Linked DNA regions of Homo sapiens: region 1 is linked to region 2. Evidence: chromatin loops called from intact Hi-C (ENCODE). Cell type or tissue: PC-3. All regions are shown on one strand. Each heading gives the region's core, and the rest is flanking DNA. Links, peaks and the distances in the headings are about the cores only.

The links. Peaks named below come from ENCODE experiments on the same cell type or tissue, not always from the same donor. Only the 100,000 strongest peaks of a DNase experiment are listed, where the experiment ranks them.
Region 1: a loop joins it to region 2, with 8 times the contacts of the local background. A loop is called at or near these places in 2 of 110 quality-filtered maps.

The regions. Positions count from the first base shown.
Region 1 is chr10:75,443,876-75,455,653 of GRCh38, reverse strand. The region is part of intron 2 of LRMDA (leucine rich melanocyte differentiation associated); the gene reads right to left. Among named protein-coding and RNA genes, the nearest start is that of LRMDA, 18 kb to the right of the region's middle. RefSeq lists an enhancer at 4,202-5,087. In PC-3, for the core only: no CTCF peak of the experiment used is centred there; no DNase peak of the experiment used is centred there; H3K27me3 peaks cover 2,121 bases.
Region 2 is chr10:75,524,538-75,536,315 of GRCh38, reverse strand. The region is part of intron 2 of LRMDA (leucine rich melanocyte differentiation associated); the gene reads right to left. Among named protein-coding and RNA genes, the nearest start is that of MIR606, 22 kb to the left of the region's middle. In PC-3, for the core only: no CTCF peak of the experiment used is centred there; DNase peaks (open chromatin) are centred at 2,785, 3,605, 4,585 and 5,815; H3K4me3 peaks cover 921 bases; H3K27ac peaks cover 4,710 bases.

The DNA of each region.
Region 1 (11,778 bases), core at 2,296-10,295, 81 kb after region 2:
TGGGTCATTTTACCTGCTTTGCTGGGCTGGCTGGGAACCCTCTCTCCATGTATAGCTCCCCAATGCCACTCACTAGCTCAAAGACAATAAGCTTCCCAGGCAGTAGACAGAGTCGCTATGTTCCCCAGTAGGAGAGAACTGAAAGGTTCTCAAAGTCCACAGGGAGAATCTGACCATGGCCCCATATTGTTCTCTAATAATTTCACCTGTATTAGCCTTATCTCCACATTGAGCATGTGAGCTTTCAAATGGGGAAACATCACAGGTGTAAGGTCCACGTGCTGGGAACCCAACTCGGGGCCTTTGCAGGAACTCTGTCTCTCGATACCTGAAGGTATACAACAATACCTATGTATCTACAATAAACAGGAGGAGACCTGCAAGGGACAGTGGTCAAGTTCTCAGCCTTTGAGTATATCTGAAGACAGTTCTGGGGAAATCACGCTATTCTGGGCAGTTCCCACTCTCATTTAGTCAAAGGATTAGTCTATTGCCATGCCTGTACAAGCCATGACAAGACCCTAAAGAAAGACCACCTAGCTCAGGTGCCTCCAAGGAGGGGTCCCGTTGTACCAGGCAGCTAGAAAGACCACTGTAACCCTACTGGCATCCTCCAAAACATAAGTGGCCCAGGCCTGACTTCTACCCACCAGTTAGAGGAAGAAGATAAGAAAAGCCTTGGTGTGTATGGTTAAATTTACCCCTACTGTCATTCTTCTGTGCTTCACGACACGAGTTGGAACAAATACAGTGCTCCTCAGAGGCAGAGCACTTGACGAAAGACTTTCAGGAGCCACTGCCAGGCTCCATTTTTCTATACCCCAGGTAAGGCTGATTTTTTTCTTGCCAAAGCCCAGCCTGAAAGAATTGAATTCAGAGTACTGATTTGCTATATCCAATTACAACTGGAAGAATGGTTAGCTCTCTGTGATATTGGTCCACCTCAGGCATCTGGGAAGAATTCACGTGAGCCAACCAGGACAGACTCGTGATCCAACTGCCAGCACAGGTGAAGATGGCTGCCGCCCAGGCTCCTGGCTCACAGCACTTTCGGAGGAAGCACTTAGAAGGGATAGGGAATACATTCTGAAAAATAAGTCACTGGAACAAAATTAACACCCCACCAGGCAATTCCAGTGCACCCTCCCCACCTTAAAGACTGTGTTGGGACTCGGAAAACGATACCCCAGAGTATGGTGCTTTGGCATGCTGAGTACTTGGAACTAAAGGAGACGGGAAGGTCTCAGAGGCTGCCTCGGATGCAAGGCCTCTCTGACCGTCTCCTGCCCGTTTTACTACCCCAAAGTGAGAGTTGCAGAAGCCAGAATTCCTCCTCCCCAAGGTGGGTCTGTAGAAAGTAGAACCCCTCTCCCCCAAAACAAACCATAAAACCTAAAAATATTACTCAAACCTTCCCCCACCTTTCTGTGTAGGAGCTGGCTACAAAGAAATTCTCTGACCTACCTTGTCTGATAGTTGGTCATAAGACCCTCATTCCAGAAGCGTCCTGCCCTATAGCCAGGAGGAAGGATGCTACACAGAGAAGCCAAGAAGAATCCAGGCAGGCAGTCCTTGCTGGGTTCCCTGCCCCCTCCGTCTGTTACCATTAGATCATACCCTTTTGTCCAATGACATTTCTACATGGCTGTCCATTCTTCATCCAACCTTAGCATAGAAACAGATCATATTCCCTGGGTTTTGGGGCCTTCAGTTCACAAGGTTCCTGTGTCACATAAAATTTTGATTAAATAAATTTGCTATGCTTTTCTCTTGCTAACCTGTCTTTTGTTACACAGGTGTCAGCCATGGCCCCTATGATGGGTGAGGAAAGGGATCACAACTTTGTACCCCTACATATGACATGCGAGCGAGTGGGCAATGCCCAACCATCTATCTCCTCAGAAGTCAGCAAAAGCTCTTAACACACCCCATCCCCTCTCACCTTCTGCTCCACCAACCCCCAAAATGCATTTTAATACATTCAATCAACAGAGCTGAAGCAGAACAAATGTTAAAAGAAAAAAACATATTAGGGTTTTTGAGGAACAAAGCACCTCAAAACTCACATATTTAAACCTCTAGAGGGTTGTATGTCTAAGTGAAATAGAAAAGTCTTCGGGAAAAAAATGGCACCTTTGCAAACAGCACTGTATTTGAAAAGAATACATCTAAATGATCCCATGCTTTCATTTCTTTAGCAGTACGGGGACAAACTAAAGCTAGCTTCAATTAGCACAACTTTAATTTTAAAGGAATAAAAATGAAAAGAAGCTTCCTGTGCCATCAACCTATGTTTTTCCCCACTCATGTTTGCTATGAAATTCAAAAGAAAAGACAGTGTAGGAAACCAGCAGCTAGGTAGAGACTCCAGGCAGAGACAAAACTACTATAAATGCCACATTTGGACAAAGGTCAACCGCCAGAGCTCTTCTTCACACATTTTCTCTCTCTGTCTCTGAAGGCATTCACAGAAGGATGCCCTGTTGGAGGTATACAATAATATCTGAAATTTATCTTTTTTGGGTAAACAAAGCTGCATATATGACTCATCTGATTTCTCTTTGACCCATATTAAACTAAATCAGGCTGAAGTTCCAGGTAACATTACCCCTCCAGCCACCCCAAATATACAAGTCTTTTCCTCTCAAAAGATCCCCACATTTACTAAAATAATTTGAGACTCCATCGGAAAGACCATTATGCTTGTAAACTTTAAATAATTTAAATGCTTTCTTGTATATAAATATTTCATATCAGAAATTGATTTCCAAATCAAGTGACCACACTAAGCAGTGTCCAAGTGCATCCCAATGAAATAAAATACAGGCAGCTTTTTTAATGCAGTTGGAAAACTGAATTCCACATGAGGTCATGAAGGATTATATGCACAACACAGAATTAAAATTGCTGCCTCAAACTCCCTTCAAGTCAGGCTAGAAACCTATCCAGTGAAATCTCCAGGAAGAAGAGCTAAACAAATCTTTGCTTTGCTAAACTGCTGAATTTTCAGAGGAATAACCTAGGGTGGTGGTAAGGTTGACAATGGATACTGGATACATTAAAAAAAAAAAAAAAAAAGTCATATCCTGAAATCACTGAGTTTTAACCTTGGGTAAGACAAGGGTAAGGCTTTAAAACCCGATCCAAAAAAGGCTCTGGCCACTAGCCCTTATCTTGTGGCAAGAAGCAAAGGGGAAAAAAAAATCCTGTTCTAAAATTTGCAAGAAAAAACAAGGCTATGATGTGACCCCAAGTCTCAAAACATGCAGTTTCTCCCTTAGCGGCGTGAACAGCAATCACGTTGAAAAGGGTGAACAAAGAACAGAGACGCGCGATAAACACCACTAACCAGGGCTCCAGGCAGCACAGAATAAACCAGCTCAAAATAAATGGGCATCGAGACGCCAACAAAAACTTTCCACGCAGCCTCAGGAGTGTGACAGCCCAGGACCCCAGGCAAATCCTGAAGTGTAGTGAAGGAGGAAGTGAGCAGAGGGTCTGCACTGGAGCCCCTCCCTTGACCTCTCCAACAACGCTGGCCACTTCTTTCCTCCGTCCCTTCCTTGGGTACTGAAAGAAAAAGGCATAACAAGACCAAGTGGGACTGAACCAAGGAAAACATGCCCACTTCTTACACCAAGCCAACGGCACAGAATTGAGCAAATTAGCATGCACATATAACCCCCAAATGTACTATCCAGCACAGCACCACCTCACCGATGGAGACTTAGAACACACACATACACACACACCAAAAAAATGCTTTTTTTTTTTTTTTACCAGAGCAATAGCTGAGAAGAAAAAATTATAACTCCTCAAGACGTAGCGAAAGCTAAATCCTGCCTCGCCTTAGCTGCAGCATTCAGCTTGATGTAGCTAAATTAACAAAATGTTCCCTTGGCATTTAAAGTCTCTCTTTTCTTTTTTTCCCCTTAGAAGCAGGGTAGGGGATGAAGTGTAGTAAGTCAAAAGCAACTTCAAAACAAAATCAGTTATTTGTAAACAATCCTTGTGGGGAATTTTTCTCCCCTCCACTTCCCCTACCCCAAGAAAAACAGCCCTGCCAGTTGTAATAGAAAGCCAAGTAAAGATAAATCAATTAGCTTGCTAATTTCTCCCCTCTCATTTATTTAGCTCTGCACTGTATTTGTCGTAATTGACTACAATTATGTTAATTACTAACTCCAGTATAATTACTATATTTATTGTCATTGAGCACGCGATGTACCCACAGCAAAGCTGGCATTTGTCGGGCATCAAGAAAGCAAACTGTCGAGAGGTGATTCTCGGCAAACTGGCGGATGTGGCTTCAGCAAATGAAAGGGCAAAAGAGATTTCATGCAATGTTAGTTTGAAAGCACCGGTTCATTAAGGATATTAATTTTCTGATAACTACACATTTAAGCATGACACACTCACGCAGTATCTACAGGATTTCGCAATTATTAATGCGTGACAGTTTCAAATGCTAAGTGAATCAATTAAACAGCAGCATTCACAATTTGAGAAGAGATAACTGCTTCATAACTACCTAAGACTACAATTTTCACATGACAAAAAAGAGCCATTGAGGCGCCTTCAAAACCTGACAGGTCAAGAAAGAAGTTTGAAACAAAAGCACCTTACAACCATCATCTCTCCTCTTTACTTGTCAGATCAACTTTGCTAGTGTCTCCCCAGAAACGGCATCACATGCCAGCTGCCACAAGGTGATTTTTCATGTCTTGTCAAAGAAATCTTTTATTCTATTTGCTCTGCATTAACATGTTACATTTATTGATCAAGGGCCTGTTCGGCAGCCACAGCAGGGCACTGAGCTCTCCATGCCTACGGGGCTTTGATGTCCCGGTGACATTCGAGCCCGAATAATGCACATACTAAATGGATTTAATGCAGAAATGTGTTTGGGCCTGACAGTTACATTAATAACAGCCCCTCACACTGATAAATATGCAATTGCTACTATTAAGAGTTACCCAATTATGGGGAAAATATTTCTCTACCTTATAAATAAATCCATCAAGGAAAAAGAAAGTTTTAACAATGGTGCATTTTCTTAAAACACTTCTCCAGCTGCAGGAAACGGGCCGTGTGGGGGTTAACACCGCCTCTCCTGCCCTCCCTCCAATTGTGTTTAATAAGTCTTGCTTTATCTCAAGAATGGTTTGGTGATTTTTTTTTTCTTTTAAACCTCTTTTGTTGGTCTTCCCTGTTCTACCCGTCTCTTATTTCTTCAGAACCAGAGAAAAAGCAGACACCCAAGAGACTGAAAAATTGGGTTCTGTATAAACTCAGCAAGGAGCTTAGGGGAGGTGGTGCAGAGGTGGGGGCAAGCAGCTGATCTCCATAATGATGGGTCTGGAGGAGGAGCTTTAAAAAAACACTCTACGCGAAACCTGAACATGTGTGTGTCTCTCTCTCATTTAAAACCCTAAGTGACCTTGTGCTAGGACAGTGATGGGGGTGGGGGTGTGAAAGGGAAGAGAAAGCAGCTGGGATGGAAGAAACCTTTTATTAGAAAAGTCTCGGCCAGGGAGAATTTGTAGTTATTATATCCCTGCAATTAAACACAGACACCCAGCAAAAAGCATAATCGCTCCCCTTTCATCATCAAGGAGCAGGGAACAGCTGAAATCACCAACACTACAGTCCCTGAGGAGAGGAAAGAGGCCTTTCAGACGGTGGGTGTGTGCAGGCAAGTGAGTTCATGTGCAAATACACACACACCCCCACGCACCTCTTCTTTTCCCTTCAGACTCAAAATTCAAGCATGCAGTTGTCCATCTCAAGGTCCCCCAGTCCCAAGGCTGGCACCACAGTCAGCAGTTGTTGAGCCATTTGTCCCACGGCTGCGATCTCTGATCTGAACCACATCTCACAGAGCAGGGGAGAGGAAGAAAGAAGAAGATAAGTTCTCTGGGAAACTCCCACCTCCCAGGCCTCATGAGGTCCTGCCTCGCCAAACTTTCCAAATCAGAAAGGTTTTAGAGAAATGGGAGAGAGCAGGAAATGCTATATACGTATGACTTCAGGGCCTCTAGGGTCTTGAACTCAGAGCAACAAAATCTACTCAGACCCTGGTATAGTGACTTCCACAGGCTTTAATGATTCAAAAAAAAAAAAAGAAGGAAACTTCCCTCCCAATCCCCACCCAAAAGTAAATACAGGCTTGGCAGTAGCTGTCTTCTCCCACACACAGAAAAAAGATTTACACCATGAAAAGCAGTTTAGGATAACTGTAAAGCTGAAGTCAGACCACTGGGGCCATTTATCCCAGCTCTCCCATTTAACCATCAGGGTGGTCTCAGGCAATTACTCTGCTTCTCTGGGCCTCAGTTGCTTCATCTGTGAAATGTGGATAAGAACAGCTCCATTCTCAAAATGTTGTTGGGAGTAAATGAGATAACATATGTAAGTGTTCTGCCCAGCCATGGCATGTAGTGTATACTTGATAATGTTGGCTGAAAATAAACACGACTTCTTTTTTTTTTTTTTTTTTTTTGAGATGGAGTCTCACTCTGTCGCCCAGGCTGGAGTGCAGTGGCACGATCTTGGCTCACTGCAACTTCCGCCTCCTGGGTTCAAATGATTCTCCTGCCTCAGCCTCCCGAGTAGCTTGGATTACAGGCGCATGCCACCACACCTGGCTAATTTTTGTATTTTTAGTAGAGATGGGGTTTTGCCATGTTGGCCAGGCTGGTCTTGAACTTCTGACCTCAAGTGATCTGCCCACCTCAGTATCCCAAAGTGCTGGGATTATAGGCGTGAGCCACTGTACCCAGCCTAAACATGACTTCTGATGTCATCTGTCTGACTCTCTGTCCCTGGACTCCTTTGGAGAGTAGAGCCAGTCTTCTCTCTTGGTATTATTGGCAAGTCTGCTTTATCATGAAGCTCATCAAGAGAACCATTCTGCCAGCCATCTCCAACAGGGCCCCAGAGGTCTTTCTCAACAGGCTGCAGTTGGCATAGTGGGGGAAGGATTCCTTTCATCCAAAGCTGTCCTATGCCCTGACAACATTTGCCATCCCTGGCCTCACCCACTAAATGCTAATAGAGCCCACCCCCATCACTGTGACAATAAAATGCCCTCTATAGTAGCAGAATTTCCTGGTTGAGAACTTGAAGGTCTAGCAAGTAGAAAGTCTGAAAGGGTTAAATTCTCCAGTCTCCTTCCTAACACCCCCAAATCACCACTGCTCCTAACAGCCACCCTGACAATGTGGAAGGCAGCACCACTCACATGCACGATAATGTCCTCAGAACAGACAGCAGGGCAGAGGGAGAGGGTGGGGCAGTGCGGCCCAAATTCCAACAGCTCAGGGAGAGAGAGAGACTTTACAAGACAGGAAAATAAACCCCAAGATTCTGGGACAGTAAAATGGGTGAGAGGGGAAATAAAAAGCATTATACAAAAGTCTAGGAATGTCTTATCTTAGAGGCAAATGCTGCAGAAAATATGGAGACAATGTTTATGAAAGCACTTTCTAAATTATATTGCAAGTTACAGGGATCATCATCATTCAAGAAAGTGAACCTCAGGGAAGTCCTGTGGCCCCTTAGCAACTCTCTCCAGTTGCCCACCACCTCCTGGGCCAGTCTTACCGTGGCACAAAGTATCATTTTCTCTGGGTAGAAATCCAGGAAGTCAGGAAGCCTTAGGGAGGAGGGAGTGCCACAAAAACCACCCTCACATTGGCCTGAAACCTGCTGCCTTAGTGCTCTTCCCTCCCTTATGGAGTCAGATTTTTGTTTGTTTGTTGTTGAGACTGGGTCTTGCTCTGTCACCCAGGCTGGAGTGCAGTAGCACAAACACTGCAGCCTCTACCTTCTGGGTTCAAGTGATCCTCCCACCTCAGCCTCCCAAGTAGCTGAAACTACAGGTGCATGCCACCACACCCAGCTAATTATGTGTATTTTTTGTAGAGATGGGGTCTTGCTATGTTCCCCAGGCTGGTTTCAAACTCCTGGGCTCAACTGAGCCTCCCAAAGTGCTGGGTTACAGGTGTGAGCCACCACGCCCAAGCTAGTCAGACTGTTTTGACACTTCTACAGGCAGGGAGGTCACTCCAGAAAGTGCAAGTAAAGAGAATCAAAGTCTTCTAAGTGAAACTTTTTTCTTTTTTTTGAGATGGAGTCTTGCTTTGTTGCCCAGGCTGGTGTGCAGTGGTGTGATCTTGGCTCATTGCAACCTCTGCCTCCTGGGTTCAAGGAATTCTCCTGCCTCAGCCTCCTGAGTAGCTAGGATTATAAGCACCCACCACCACGCCCTGCTAATTTTTGTGTTTTTAGTAGAGATGGGGTTTCACCACGTTGGCCAGGCTGGTCACAACTGAGACATTATACATCACCCACCACGTCATTTTCCACTTCATCTTTTCATTGTATGTTCTGGTGGTAGCTGGAGACACCAGGATGGCCAGTGATATTCTTGGAACAAAAATATTTTTTTTTACTGCATTGCTCAGCTTAAAGAGAACACTGGTTCTAACATACATAGAACCTTGCCTCCTAGGAATCAGTCAGGATATATCAGTGCCCTAGAACTACATTGAAAATTCACTAACAATTTATCTTCTAAAGTCTATCTTTTCTACCATCACCTCTTCTGCTCAAGGCTTACAGACATGAGCTCTGTTGCCTCCCCTACCCCAATATCAGCATGCTTCCCAAATAAGACCACTACATTTGAGGTTGGAAATAAATATGAATAAGGCCCTTGGCTGCAAAGCCAGTATTTAATGAAGACCCACTACCAACAGAACATGTCCTTTGAACTGTTCTCCTGAGAGTCTGGGTGGGGAATTTTCTCTCCCCAATCCCACTGGAACATGATCAAATATATGCTCCTAGCTGGCAGGGATAAAAAATATATATGAGGTGAGCTGGTTTAGCCTATGGAATATCAGGGACAGTTGGAAAGCTAAGGTATTTATATTAGTTAGGATAGGCTAGGTTATGCTGCATTAACAAGTAACTCCAAAATCTTATAACACAGATGTATTTCTCATTCAAAATCTATGTCCACAACAGATAAGCAAAGGGTTATACTCATTCCAGTCAGAACCCAAGACTGATGATCATATTACTAAAAGACGAAGTGGCAAATCATTTACTGGCTCTTACAGATTCTGCCCAGTGTTCATACCAAAGAACGCTGAGATATGCAAACACATTATGTGTGGAAGGAGATGAAATCCTGACTATCTGTGAGGAGCCCCAATGACAACCATAGTGAAATGGCCCTCATGGAGGGTCAAGCCCAGGCTCTTAGCCTCACTAGCACCATCTTCTAAGCGCTATGTTTACTAAAGACCCATTATATGCCAGGTAATTTAGAAGGCACATTACACACAGCACTCAACACTTCCGCAATTAGCCCACAGTCAGTTAACCAACAGGTGAGTGACAGAAGCAGGGTTTCAAGCCAGGATGGTCCAACCCCAAAGCCTTGGTTCTTTTCATTACACTGCCCATCTTCCCAACAGAGCAGCAAGTTAACAGCCCAGCTCTGTCTAGCAGTTCATAACAGAGACACAGAAAGTATGGTGTGTCTGTCCTCAAAGCAGCTCTGACAGTATTCCAGGTGTCTGCCTCATTGCCTGCAGCAGGGGAGAAAGGGCAAGGCCACTGTTTCTTTTCTGAAGTTTCCCAAACTCCAAAGCCCTTTACCCTCATCCCGGCCAAAGCCAAGGAAGCAACAAGCAAGCTCTACCTAAGAAACTTTCTGCTAAGCAATTCTCCAGCCCATGCATTTATCAGAGTGATGCAAAATAAGATGCAGCTGCAAAGAATTTAATTTTTAAAACATAAGCTTCCTGTTGCCATAGATCAATTAAACCCTCTCGCTTTTATTGCCAGGTTGACATGGGAATATTTATCACTGTTTGCCATGGGAGCTCTGCTCTGCCTGCTGTGTTCAACAAGCTAAGCAGGCAGCCCACTCAGGGCCCCTGGGGGAGGGGAATGGGGCCACCAAGGAGAACTCTGCCCTGCCCCAATCAGGGGAGATGGGAAACTAAAAAGCTGGAACAGTTCATTAAAATGTCCTCTTTGCATTGAGCAGATTAAGGAACCAACCCGGCTAAAGCACAGAATTATCTTTACTAATTAACAAAGGAAAGGTAAAATATGAGCAAGCTCAAGGAAGAATTTGGGACCATGGACATTCAAATACTCTTGGAAGAAGAAACTGGTATCACCTCTCCAGAGGGTAATCTGACATCTGTACCAAAGCTGCCCTATTTTGTCTAGAAATTTGTCAAAGCAGCTAATCAGAGACATACTCATTAATGAGTATTACAAAGATATTTATATTAGAGCTATTTATAATAGTAGAAATTTGGAAAAAAAAAACAAACTAAATGTCCAACACTAAGGAAAGACTTGAGAAACCTTTAACAATTGTGATACAGGCTGGGCATGGTGGCTCATGCCTGTAATCCCAGCACTTTGGCTGAGGTTAGAGGATCACTTCAGCCCAGCAGTTCAAGACCAGCCTGGGAAACATAGGGAGATCCCACCTCTACAAAATTTAACAACAACAACAACAAAATTAGCCAGGCATGGTGGTGGTGCACACCTATAGTCCCAGCTACTCAAGGGGCTGAGGTGGGAGGATCGTTTGAGCCTGGGAGGTTGAGGTTGAGTTGCAGTGAGTCATGATCGTTCCACTGCATTCCAGCCTGGGTGACAGAGTGAGACCCTGTCTTAAAAAAACATTGTAACGCAGTAAAGTATTTATTGAGATGGGGAAATGCTTCCAACACAATGTAAACAATGGCATCATTTTTTAAAGTATTTGGCATTGTAAAAGACTAGGAAGACAATACAATGATAACAATGGTGATTTCTGGTTGGTAAGATTATCAGTGACTTCAGAGGAAGATGGTTTCCTCCATACTTTCTCTGGGTTTTCCAATATTTCTATATTAATTACTGTTACTCTTATAAAAATTATCTTAAAAAATAAAGATCTTAAATACAATTTCACACTAGACATTGGACTCACATTCACTAATGCATTCAATTTCAAGGGACAAAATGTCATGCCCCCTGCCTGTTACCTGATCAGCTCCCTAAACCCTCTATCCTCATTCCAAGGTGGATGGCAAGACCCTGACCCTGAGAATTGAGTCCAGAGAACTCAATCCAGTTCACAGTCACTATGGCTGACTTGGTTCCTGGCTGATCACAGCAGGAAGAATCAGATCCAGGCTGAAAAAGCAGAAAAGAGGAACGTGTGAGCCTTTTAAGGGAGCCAGAAATTTCATTTGGGCCTGTTTTCTTGCTTCCATTTCCAATTTCTAACGTGACAGGGTACACACTGGCTCCAGTAACTTTAATTCTCCCCCAGAAAAGAGTCACAAAAACAATACAGCCTGAAATCCATGACCTTCTACATGGAGAGGTCACCAGTTTACTGTTGGACAATCCAACTAACACAGAAGTGGATTTGCCATAGTTAATGCAGGAAAGAAGACTCTGACGTATAATGAGAAGAAAAAAAATACATACAGTAACTTCAAACAAAAGTCCAGAACTTATAAGTTCATAACTACCCTCCTTTCCAGCATAAACAGGTGGCCATAGTAGAATCAGCAGAACTATCTCTTTTATGAATGAAATTAACAATGATTGTGGATGGATAAGAATGAATGACAAGACAACAAAGAAGGATGTTCCTTATATGAGTGGTTGAAACCTGGTGCCTTTCTTTTAACTAACATCTTGGCAAGCAGTAAATACAAATCCAGCCACATAAAAAAATTCACCCAA
Region 2 (11,778 bases), core at 2,181-10,180:
GTTTGAGAATATATACAATATACAGTTGTGTAGAGCAGTATGGAATGGACCCCGAGTACAATAGCTGTTCTGAGAAGAACCTGAGCAGCTAGGAAAGGCCTGGAGTCATGTGAACCCGCCCTGCAAGGATGGTTAAGATCTGGGTAGACAAAAAGAAGGCAATACAGAGCAAGCAGAACAGCAGCTCAGGGGCCAATGTGAGCAAAGCCTGGGTGGGAGAGGAACAGAGCGACGGCGGCATGGCTGAGGCAGAATGACAAGCAGCCAGGTCAGACAATAAGGAGGTGGCTTTCCCCTCCATCCCACAATCCAGAACACCAGCCAACCCAACCTCTCATTCTACAGGATTGCATAGAATAATTCAGAGTCTTGCTCAAAGTCATACAGCCAATTTAATGGCACAGATGGCTCAGAAGAGCTCTAATCACTGCCTCCTGGCCTGGTCCACTTTCCAGTAGACCACACTGCCTCCTCCCAGAAGCAGAAGCAACACTTGTTCCTCCCAGGGCAGGGGGCATCCGGAACCTGAGGCAGAGCAGTTCCAGTTGTAAAGATGAGTCCACTTCAACTTTATCCAAAATGGCTACAAGGCCCTTACCTGATTTTCTTTAGTCACACCCAATTTTTTTTTAAGGTTTTATTCTGAAAACCTTGAATAATAAAGTTCTCTTCAAGGATCACTTCAAGTTCTTCAGAAATGATCTAAGGGTTCTTTGGTCTGGGTGATTTGCATTAGTTGGCTCATTGTCTGCCCCAAAATGCACTAGGAACAGAAAAGAAATTGAGATGGGAAAATAAAAGAGCAAGAGAGTCTCTAAATTTCAGTTTTTGCCTTTCACAGAGGGATTCATGGCTTGAATAACAAATCTTTAAGCTGCTGCTGACAGTGCACTTCATAAAAGGACGACTAGAGAAATAAATAAATAAATAAATAAGAAGTAAGTAAGTAAAAGAAGCTGAAGGAAAGACAAGGACCTCAACTGGAATTCTAGGGAGGAAATTAGAAAGCAGAAAAGGCTTACTATTTCAGGTTGTTGATGGTGTGTCAATCCTGAGAAGAAAAACTTGGTTGAAATCTTTGTGAGAATGTTCCAATCACAGTGCAATCCTGATATGGAAAAAAAAATCCCTGAAAAACAGGCTAAAGAAAGCAACAAAAACAAAAAATCCATGACAATGAATTTCTAATTTAGAAGATAAAAAGAACTGTCTTTTACCAAAAATAGTGAAAGATTGTAAGACACATTCACAAAATATTTTTCTACAACAAGCATAACACTAAGCCTCTTCATGGTGGACAGAGACATCATCAAATAAATGTGTTTTTATTTATTTGGGGTTCTGAGTTTTGTTTTCGTTTTTTTAATGAAGCTTATGGGTATAGAGAAATTCTGGTGTATAGTTTAAGCTCATACTAGCAAGACTTTCCCCTGAATCTGACCCTCCATTACCTAAGTACAAACCCTAATTAGGCTTAAAAGGGGAGGAAGAAAGAAACATCATATCTATTTCCTTAGGAGTCTTATTTTGGGATTCAAAATTCTTCAAAAAACTCAAGCTTGAATTATTCAGCCATTTGGTGGTTTGAGTCAAGGTTTTATGAGCATTTTCTGTCTATCAGCCATCACAAGTTGGGGAAAAGAAGACAAAAACATCGTAATTCAGATGCTATTCTGAGGCTATGTCTATGTCTAACAATGTTCAAAGGCAGCTTGCCTGCCAAGAACATTTTGGAAAGCAGTCCTTGACTTAAAAGCTAAAGATCAGAAACTATTGTCATCTTCCATTCTTACTCCTCAGGTTGACTCATAAACCTAGAATCCCCCCCTGCCAAATATATGCACCCACAATATTGCCGAGAAAGCAAAGTTCTAAGAGTCAGGACGGCTAGAAACAGTCTTAAATGCCACCCAATTCAATGGTAGCATTTTTCACTGTTTTTTCTTAACTTCTGTTTTAAAGTACACCACATGACAGCAAGTCCCAGGAGGACCACTGTCCACCAAATGTGATGGGCAACTAACTGCCACACACAGCACTTTGCACCCAGTAGCTGTTCAAAGGTATTTGCTGAATTGAATCTCAAACAGACACAGGTTTGCATTATAAGCACCTCACAATTGCGCATCAGGGCACTTGAAATACTCACCCTCATATATTATATTCCCTGTAAAAGACCTAACTTATGCTACATGTGCAGAGACCTTTGATGTAGAGAGCATGAAGAGAGCCTGTTGATGCCAGGAATGGCCAAGAGAAGGAAGATTGAAACTGGGTTCTATAGGACACCATCTGAGCCACTGGATCCACCCACCTGCCCCGAACGCTACCCTAACACCTAGGCAATAGATTTCCTTTACTGTTGAAACCAGTTTGAGTCACTTGCAATATAGAGTCCTCATATGTTGCACATATCGCATGTACATTTTATTTTGTCTTTTGACAAAGTCCCCTCCAAACGTCACCTCCTCCAAGGAGGTGCAATTAATTGTTACTCTCTCTGCACTCTGTGGAATATCGTTGACTCTCTCTCTCCTCTCATCCTCTGAGTGGGCCCAACTCTCCCAGTGATAGCAAGGGAAAGGAAAGGCTCACTCAGCAGCAGACTGCTACAACTGCCTGATCCCAAACACAAGACACCAGAGAATAAGCTTCAAAGTTTCCCACTCCATGATTTTCCAGAAAGTGATGTCCTCTTGCACATCAAGAGACAAGAAAACATAGATGTGCAATGACATAATTTATTATTTACCTACTTTTAACCAAGTCAGTGGGAGAAACAATAAATATGAGTATGCCCAGAAGTGTCTCTTACTCAGACCCATAAAAACTCATTTATAAATAACTCAAAATTTCCACCCAGGATTGATGCTTTCTCTGCTGCACGAAACTCTCCCAGGCTCCCTTGTCAGCCTTTTCCTGAAGTAGATCCAAAGAGACCCTGGGTTACCCCACCCCTAATTGTTACCTATTTCATTTGTATATAGGTTTTCCTCATTAAAATGTCATTATAAAATGAGGAGTCCATTTTAAGGGTAAACAAAGAGTGGTATCTAAATATACTAATATCTCAGCCTTTACTGAAACTAACTTTTATGTAGTCCAACTCCTACCATGTTCTTTGTTATCCTCTCAGTTGAAAGAACGCAGAATATTCTACAGCTCTGCAGGTGACTTCTCTTTCCATAAAATCTCACTAACTAGGATATGCTTTTCAAAATTTACCAGCCTAGTACCTTTCTTTTCAACTTGCTATAAAATGCATTCTTTGAGTAATAAGGCATACTCCACAAACGTGGCTGTGTTCTGTCTTGTATTAATATTATACTTAGCTATTTGAGGTTTGTCACTCCCACGAGAGAGTGAGCCCCTTGATGGCAAGGACAAACATCTTTTAATTGCTTACAGTGCCCAAAACCAGGCTTCATACAAAACAAACCAGTAGTTTCAAACTTGAATATACATCAGGATCAACCACGGAGCTCATTAAAAATACAGATTCCTGAGTCCCACCCCAGGGACTCTGAGCCACCAGGTCTAGGGTAGGGTCAGGGAATCGACATTTCTAACAAAGTGGATCTGAGTGATGCAGGTTGTCTGCATCCTACTGAGAATGACTCAAGCAGAACTCAGTGTGTCTCAACCATACTGAGAATGACTCAAGCAGGACTTCAACAAAAAAAAGTCTGAAATGAATAAGAGTACAAAGTTAGCTAGAAAGATTTTCCAATGTCACCACCAGTCCTCTCTCCAGCATGCACACCTGAGGATGTCTCCCGAATACACCTCCAGCCCCTAGAAAGCAGAGCCTGATGTTTGGCAAACTGGTCTCTCCCAACAGCAGAAAAGGCACTTTCCCCAAGCCCTTTCCTCTGCCTTCAATGTGTTAACACCCAGGCCCAAAAATTACATCTGGGGACTCAGAACCCCAAATGCTCAAAGATAGCAAGCAGCCTGGATCAAAAATTCCAGAATTTGGCACAAGAAAAACATGGAAACTGAGGCTGTGGAACCATGATGGAATCTGGCAACCAGGAATGCCTTTGTCACCTCTCCCCAAGATCTTCGGGATCTGGCTGAAAAGTCAAACTTCTAGCAGGCAAACAAATCTGAGATGTTAGGAAAATAATGAAGACAGCAACAAGACAAATAACAGCCCAAGAGGTCATAAAAGGGGACACTGGTTTCCTTTAAGAAAATTTTTAAACACCCCCTTGTACTGCTCACTGGCTCTTTCCTTTTTTTTTTTTTTTTTTTTTCTTTCTTTCTTTTGAGGTAGAGTCTTCCCTTATCTGCCAGGCTGGAGTGCAATGGTGCAATCAGCTTACCACAGCCTCAAATTCCTGGGCTCGAGTGATCCTCCCACCTCTGCCTCTTGAGTTGCTAGGACTACAGGTGCACACCAATTTTTTTTTTTTTTAAGAGACAGGGTCTTGCCATGTTGTCCAGGCTGAGCTCAAGTGACTCTTCTGCCTCAGCCCCACAAAGTGCTGGGATTACAGGCAAGAGCCACCGCACCTAGCATCACTGATTACTTTCTAAGGCCAATTCCTTTTGGCCTAGCTGGACTGTAAATTCCTTGTGGGCAGGAAATGTATGTCTCATTTCTTGTATCTACATTAAAACTGAACATACACTAGGTGATTAAAAGACCCTGTCCAGAGAACAAGAGTGCTGGCTTTAGAGCCAGAGAAAACCAAGGTCAAACACCACCTCATTTTTAAACCCCTGTGGCACTTACAACCAGGCTTTGTACAAAACAAACCAGTCATCACCACATATTCTTGTGCCAATCACTCAGCTCCTGCTGCAAAGCAACAAAGGATGGGAGTACAGGGTTGGGAGGGTCTGGCTGTTGAGACCCTCAGGTTTGCTCAGACTCTGCTGACCCTAAAAGGCCACACTCACCACGAGTCTGTGAAGGAAGGGAAACTTTAGTGCAGCTCCCACTGCTCCTGCTGTCCAGCTGTCCTTCCCTCTTTTTTGGAATAACGCCTCATCCTTCAGAACTAACCTGCATTGTCCAACAAGTTCTCCTCGACCACCTGACTGTGTTAACCACCCCCTCTGCCACCTCTCTTCAGCACTCGTCCTGCTGTATTATACCTCCCTGTGGTCGTGTCTGTCTACCCACTGGCTAACAACATTAAGGAAGAGCTGGTGATATCCCAGCCTCCACTGTAACCCTAGAGACCAGCACAGTGCCTGGCACACACAGACACTCAAGAGACATGCCCAGTGAAAGAGCAGACCTTGCTTAGCCTCTATCTTCCCAGATGTGAAATGTGAGCTGTTGTGACAACAGATGATATATAACACAGCCTGAAATAGTCCCCATTCAATAAATTATAAATATTCTCATTGAGATTGCTAATAGTGAACTATTAGTTACCAAAAAGCCCATAGTGCCGGAACTATAGACAACAGAGTTCAGTACAAGGGGCAAGGAGCCCAGGCACCAGCAACAATGGTTTTCTGAGATCCTGTCCTCCAGGATCAATCCCTGAAGCCCACCTTTAGGTTCCACTCCCAATAAAACCACTCAGGAATGGTGAGGAGAGGAATGTCAACTCTTTGTTTCAAGTGGCCCCATGTTCTTCCCCAGTCTCAGTGAGCCATTACCTGAAACCAAGGGCCTAGTGGGAGGGAATGCAGAGAAAAGCCATTCCCACAGTGAAGGAGTGAGGCAGGCTGATTTATGAGGAAGGATTCTAAAGAAGTTAAATACACACCACTTGGCACAGCAACCCAGGGTGAGGAATGGGGGTGCCCTTCACAGCCAGGAAACATCAGGGATGAGTCAACACTGAGGTCAGCAGCAAGGAGGGGGCAACACAGGTCCCTCCATTCTGGGAAGGACTCACAGGCATTCGTCACTTGTCAACTGACCCAAGGTGCTCCATGCATTGCCGTCCCTGAATTCCTGCAATTCTGTGATGCAGTTAAGAACTCCTCCCTTGGGAGAGTCACTGTGAGCATTACTCCAGGGAGACTTACCGAGAATTCCCATCCATCATTCTCATCAATCAATGTTATTTTTTTTTTTCAAATTCTAAATATGATCACTGTAGAAATTTGAGAAATATAAACTATATAAAGAGGCAGGACCCATAATCCCACTGGCATGTTTCTCTCAAGGTTTTTAATCTGTTTTTAGCCTTCTTCTTTATTTTTTTTACAAAGTTTTATATATTTTTTAAAGAATATATAAATATGTAAAATAAATATGTAACTACCTAAAATATATGTATGTTTTAAAGAATCAAGAAATTCTATGGTTACAAAAATAAATCTCTATTCCCTTTCTTTCCCCCTCATTTCTCCTTCCACCATCTCTCTGAGCTGATGCTTTGGTATTTTCCTCCATGTCCCTTGATTTTTCAGTTTTAGGCATTAGCCATTGATTTCCTACTGTGGTTCACTCTTCCTGTGCCACAAGCATAGACCCTTTCTATTCCTGCCTCCATTTTTCCAATATAGATACGTTGTATTTGAGTTAGACCATATTTTGTGTTCATAATTATATTCCTCATGCTATAATTGTGTAAGATATAAAAAACTAATTCTTTCCTACACGTTTTTTATTTTCCCAGGAGTTAAGAATTCTCTACTGATAATTCAATAACAATTTCTTAGCCAATTTTTTAAGTCACCTCTCAAGATGTCCAGATGCATCAGGTGTTACAGCACCTTCATCATGCTGGGGAAGATGCTCCTGGAGCTTTCTCTCCCAACCACTCCAGGCTGATGGCACTCCAGGCTGCCTTCTGGGATCTCCCTCGCCCATGACCCTGGAGATGCCCTTTCCCTCTAATGAGAACATCTCCTTTCTGGTTTACTCTCTTGTTTTCACTGAACTCCTCCTCCAGTAGTTACCTAAGATGGTAAAATTTTTGAGACATTTCATACCTACAATTATCTTCACACTTCCCTCAATCTTGACTGCTTCTTTGGCTGGTAACAGACTTTTGGTTAAGGAACTTTTCCTTTCAGAATTCTGAAGGTGTTGCTCCAGTATATCCTAGCTTCCCATGTTGCCATTTGGAAGTCTGAGGCCCTTCTGAATCCCAATTCTGTATGTTTGCCATGTTTTTCCAGCTCCTAGTATTCTTAAATTTCACAGCCATGTGAGGTGGTGTGAGTCTATTTTAATGGTAGACATTTAGTGGAATCTTTCAATCTGGAACCTTTTGCCCCTCTGTTCTAAAACAATTTCCTGAAATAATTCCCAGTTATCATTTCTTCCTTTTACTCTAGAACTTCAATTATGTTGGACCTCTGAGACTGCTCCTTTTTTCTCCCCTCTCTCATTTCCATATCTTTGCCTTCTCTTACTCTGCTTTCTAAGAAAATTGCCTCCTGTACATTTTTCATTTCATGTGTTGAATTTTTAAGGGCTTTTTTCTTATTCTGTACATATTGCTCGTATGATATGGTATTCTGTTCTTGTTTCAGTGCTATGCTATCTCGTTTTATCTCTCCAAGGATATTAATACTAGGTTTTTTGTGTTTTCTTCTCCCAGCATAGTCCCTGATTCCTCCAAGTTTCTTCCTTTCTTTCTTGTTTATTCTGATCTCTGTCATTCATGCTAGAGGTTTCTCATAAACATCAAGCAATCCTTAAATTTCTGCCCACATTTAAGAATAGAGAACTATTCTCTATTCTTGGCTGGAATGGAAAGGGCTTGTCATCTGGAGTTTCACAATAAGGTGATCTAGCCAGACCAACTAGTCGTGAAGTTCAGGGGAAGTACTTTCAATTCTCCTTTTGGTCTGGTCAATGTCTTCTCAACCCCTGCTTCAGGGATAAAGGCTTGGCTACCACAGTCGTAACAGCCAAGGAGGCAAAGAGCATTGGGTGAAGAATGTCCCAAAATCCACTATGTGTATGTTTGATTAATATGCATGTTCAATTACTAGTTGCCTGTGGTGAACCCCATCCTCAACAATTTTTGGGATTCCCAAGTCCAGACATCCTCTGGCTTATGCTCCCAACAAAAGAAACTTTCAATCTTTCTCCAGAGTGTGGTAAGCAAAGTTGTCGAATGAGAGATAGCATCTGAAGTCTTACAACTTTCAGAGATATTTTCAGAGGTACTTGTGCTACCAACTCGCAGGCATTGGGGAACTATCCAGTATAAATCAGATTGGTTCTCAGCTCTCCCTCCTGCTGATATAGGTTGGGTTCAATTTCCCTTATCTACTTTCCAACTTGCAAAATTCTATTGTTGGCCAGGTGCAGTGGCTCACACCTATAATCCCAGCACTTTGGGAGGCCAAGACAGGTAGATTGCTTGAGCTCAGGAGTTCAAGACCAGCCTGGGCAACATGGCGAAACCCTGTCTCTACAAAAAAAACACAAAAATTAGCAGGGTATGGTGGCATGTGCCTATAGTCCTAAGTTCCTTGGGAGGCCGAAGTGAGAGAATCACTTGATCCCAGAAGGTCGAGGCTGCAGTAAGCCAAAATCCCCCCACTGCACTACAGCCAAAATTGTGCCACTGCACTCCAACATATAAATATATAATATATAATTACATATTATTTATAATTATATATTATATATTATTTATATTATAATTATTATATAATTATATTAATATATTATATAACAATTATAATATAAATTATATATGATTTATATTATAATTATATAGTATACAGTATATTACATATTCTATGTTACTGGTGCCTCCATTCTTGTAAACTTCATCCTGAGTTTATGCCTTTTAAAGAGTGAGACCCTGTCTCAAAAAAGGAAAACAACAAGGGTTAGTGAAGATATGGAGAAACTAGAACTTTCATATATTACTGGTGGGAATATAAAATGGTGTGCTGTTGTGAAAACAGTTTGGCAGTTCCTCAACAAATTAAACATAGAATTATGATATGACCTATCAATTTTATTCCTAGGCATACATCCAAAAAATTGAAAATAGGTGTTCAAACAAAAAGCTGCACAAGAATGTTCACAGTAGCATTATTCATAATAGCAAAATGTAAAATCAACCCAAAACCCAGATATCCATTATCTGTTAAATGTATAATGGATAAACCAAATGTGGCATCCCTACAGTGGAATATTACTCAGTCACAAAAAGGAATGAAGTATTGGCATATGCTACAACATGGGTGGACCTTAAAAATAGTATTCTGAGTGAAAGAAGCCAGACACAAAATACCACATACTGTATAATTCCATTTATGTGAAATATCCAAAATAGGCAAATTTGTAGAGACAGAAAGCAGATTAGTGGTTGCCAGGAGTTAGAGGGAGGGGAGAATGGGGAGTGATGCTTAATGCATATGAGGTTTCCTTCTGGAGGCATGAAAATGTTCAAGAACTAGATGGAGGTGGTGGTTGCACAACACTGTTTGCTTTAAATGCTAATTAATTATGTACTTTAAAATAACTTAAATGGTACATTTCATATTATGTTTTGTTTTTTTTTTTTTTGAGATAGGGCCTTGCTCTGCCATCCAGGCTGGAGTGCAGTGGTATGAACACAGCTCACTGAAGACTTGAACTTCTGAGCTCCAGCCATCCTCCTGCTTTAGTCTCCACCAGAGTAATAGGAACCACAGGCATGTGCCACCACACCCAGCTAATTTTTAAATTTTTTTTTAGAGAAATGGAGTCTCACTATGTTGTCCAGGCTGGTCTCAAACTCCTGGGCTCAAGCAATCCTTCCACTTTGGACTCCCAAAGTGCTGGGATTACAGGTGTGAGCCACCACACTTAGCCTAAATTATGTATTTTTTTAACCAAACAATTAAATATGACTGTCACTGCCTCCATTCTTGTAATCTCCATCTTGTGAGTATATGCCTCTTTTTGTACTGTTTTATAGGGTTTGCAGGGAAACAAAAGATTCGTGGGTTTCATCTGTCATTCTCACCTGTATTATTTACCTGCCAATCTCAGCCTTACATTATTTAAAATATAAAATCAACTGGGCACAGTAGTTCGTGCCTGTAATCCCAGCACTTTGGGAGGCTGAAGCAGGAGGATTGCTGGAGGCTAGGAGTTTGAAACCAGCCTGGACAACATAACGAGACCCAATCTCTACAAAAAATTAAAAATTAGCTGGGTGTGGTGGTACATGCCTGTGGTCCCTTCTACTCTGGAGGCTGAGGCAGGAGGATCCCTTGAGCCCAGGAGGTTGAGGCTGCAGTGGGCTATGATCACACCACTGCACTCCAGCCTGGGTGACAGAGTGAGACCCCATCTCTAAAAAAGAAATGAAAATAATAAATAAATAAATAAAATAATAATAATATATAAAGTCAACAAATATTTACCAGGGGTGATAGAAAACATAAAGCACTATGAGGCAGAATCCTATCTTCAAGGAGTTTTACAATCAAATTGGAATTTTTTTAATATAATGAAAGAAAACCATGTAATAAATAATTGTGGTCAGAATGGCTCAGACAGTATGTGCCATGGAGATCAAAAGAAAAGGTTGTAGCTGTGGATATTACGAAAGGCTTTATAATAAACACTGAATCAGAGTTTGGTAAGAAATACCCTAAGAGAGAAGATGATTTGAGGAGTTTGGGTAAGGAATGAGATAAACATAGGAAAACACAAATATACTAGGCTATGGTAAGGATACCAGCTGGGCCAGTTTGTAATGAACTATATTATTTTTAAAAAGTGGTCTGGAATGAGGTTGTAAAGAGCCTATTTGCCCTTTTCTCACAAAAAAAAAAAAAAAAAGAAAGAAAGAAAGAAAAAGAAAAGAAAAAGAAAGCCTGCAGATACAATTATCTCAATCCCAGTCTTACCAAGTCAGTTAAGCTGTTTGCATTAGCCAACCCATTCAGAACTCTACATACTGGACTTAATCCTGGGCATTTTCATTACCAGCTCTAGAAAAAGAGAAATAGCCCAGATCATCATAAACTACATACTCCAATCTGCTTCAGAATTTCATTACCCTTGGCAAGGCAGACCTGGGCTCACATCCCTGCCCAAACTTCCACACAAAAGGTACTCACAAACCACACTTACCTCTCACCCATCATTCTGAGTCAGCCCTGAAAGTAGGAGCAAATAACACCTGCCAACTGGTAAGCAAATAACCGCCAAAGGCCTGAAATGCCCTCTCCTTCTCAATTATATGGGGATATCAGAGGATCCAAGTGAGGATGCTGTATAGCCAACAGATGGTCTACAGGAAATTTGTCAATGGGCTGGGAGCAAGGGTAAAATCATCACCCAAACCTCTGTACCCAGCACTGGACTTCCCAGCTATGAGTCAATAAATAAATTATCTCTAGGGCTTTGGCAAATGTATGTTGGGTTTTGGTCACTTGTACCTAAAAGAGTCCTAATTCATACATACCCCTAACTAAGTCCCACCACCACTGGACTCAATCATCTTACACTTTAAAGCACCTCCAAACTCAGGTTCCCTTTAAATCAGCTAGGCTGTAGGCTTCTTGGGTATCTTTCTATCTCCCCCACATCAGCTTGCACATCTCAAGTACTTAACAAATGCCAGATGGATGGATGGGACAAAATTAACAAAAGAAAGACCAAAAAAATAAGAACAAAAAAATACTAAAACTTCTCCCCAATTTCCTGTTTATTCATCTTTCTTTCTAAGTCCCTTAGAATAAGATTTCCAAAATGTCTTCATCTGATTACTACATAGGCCAAGTTGTGAAGAAGACACCATATACACAGAGAACTCCATTAGGGTGATCTATACCAACTTCTCATTTCCTACCCCAGTGACCCTGGGGAGAGCAGCAAAGGAGAAAGGAGAG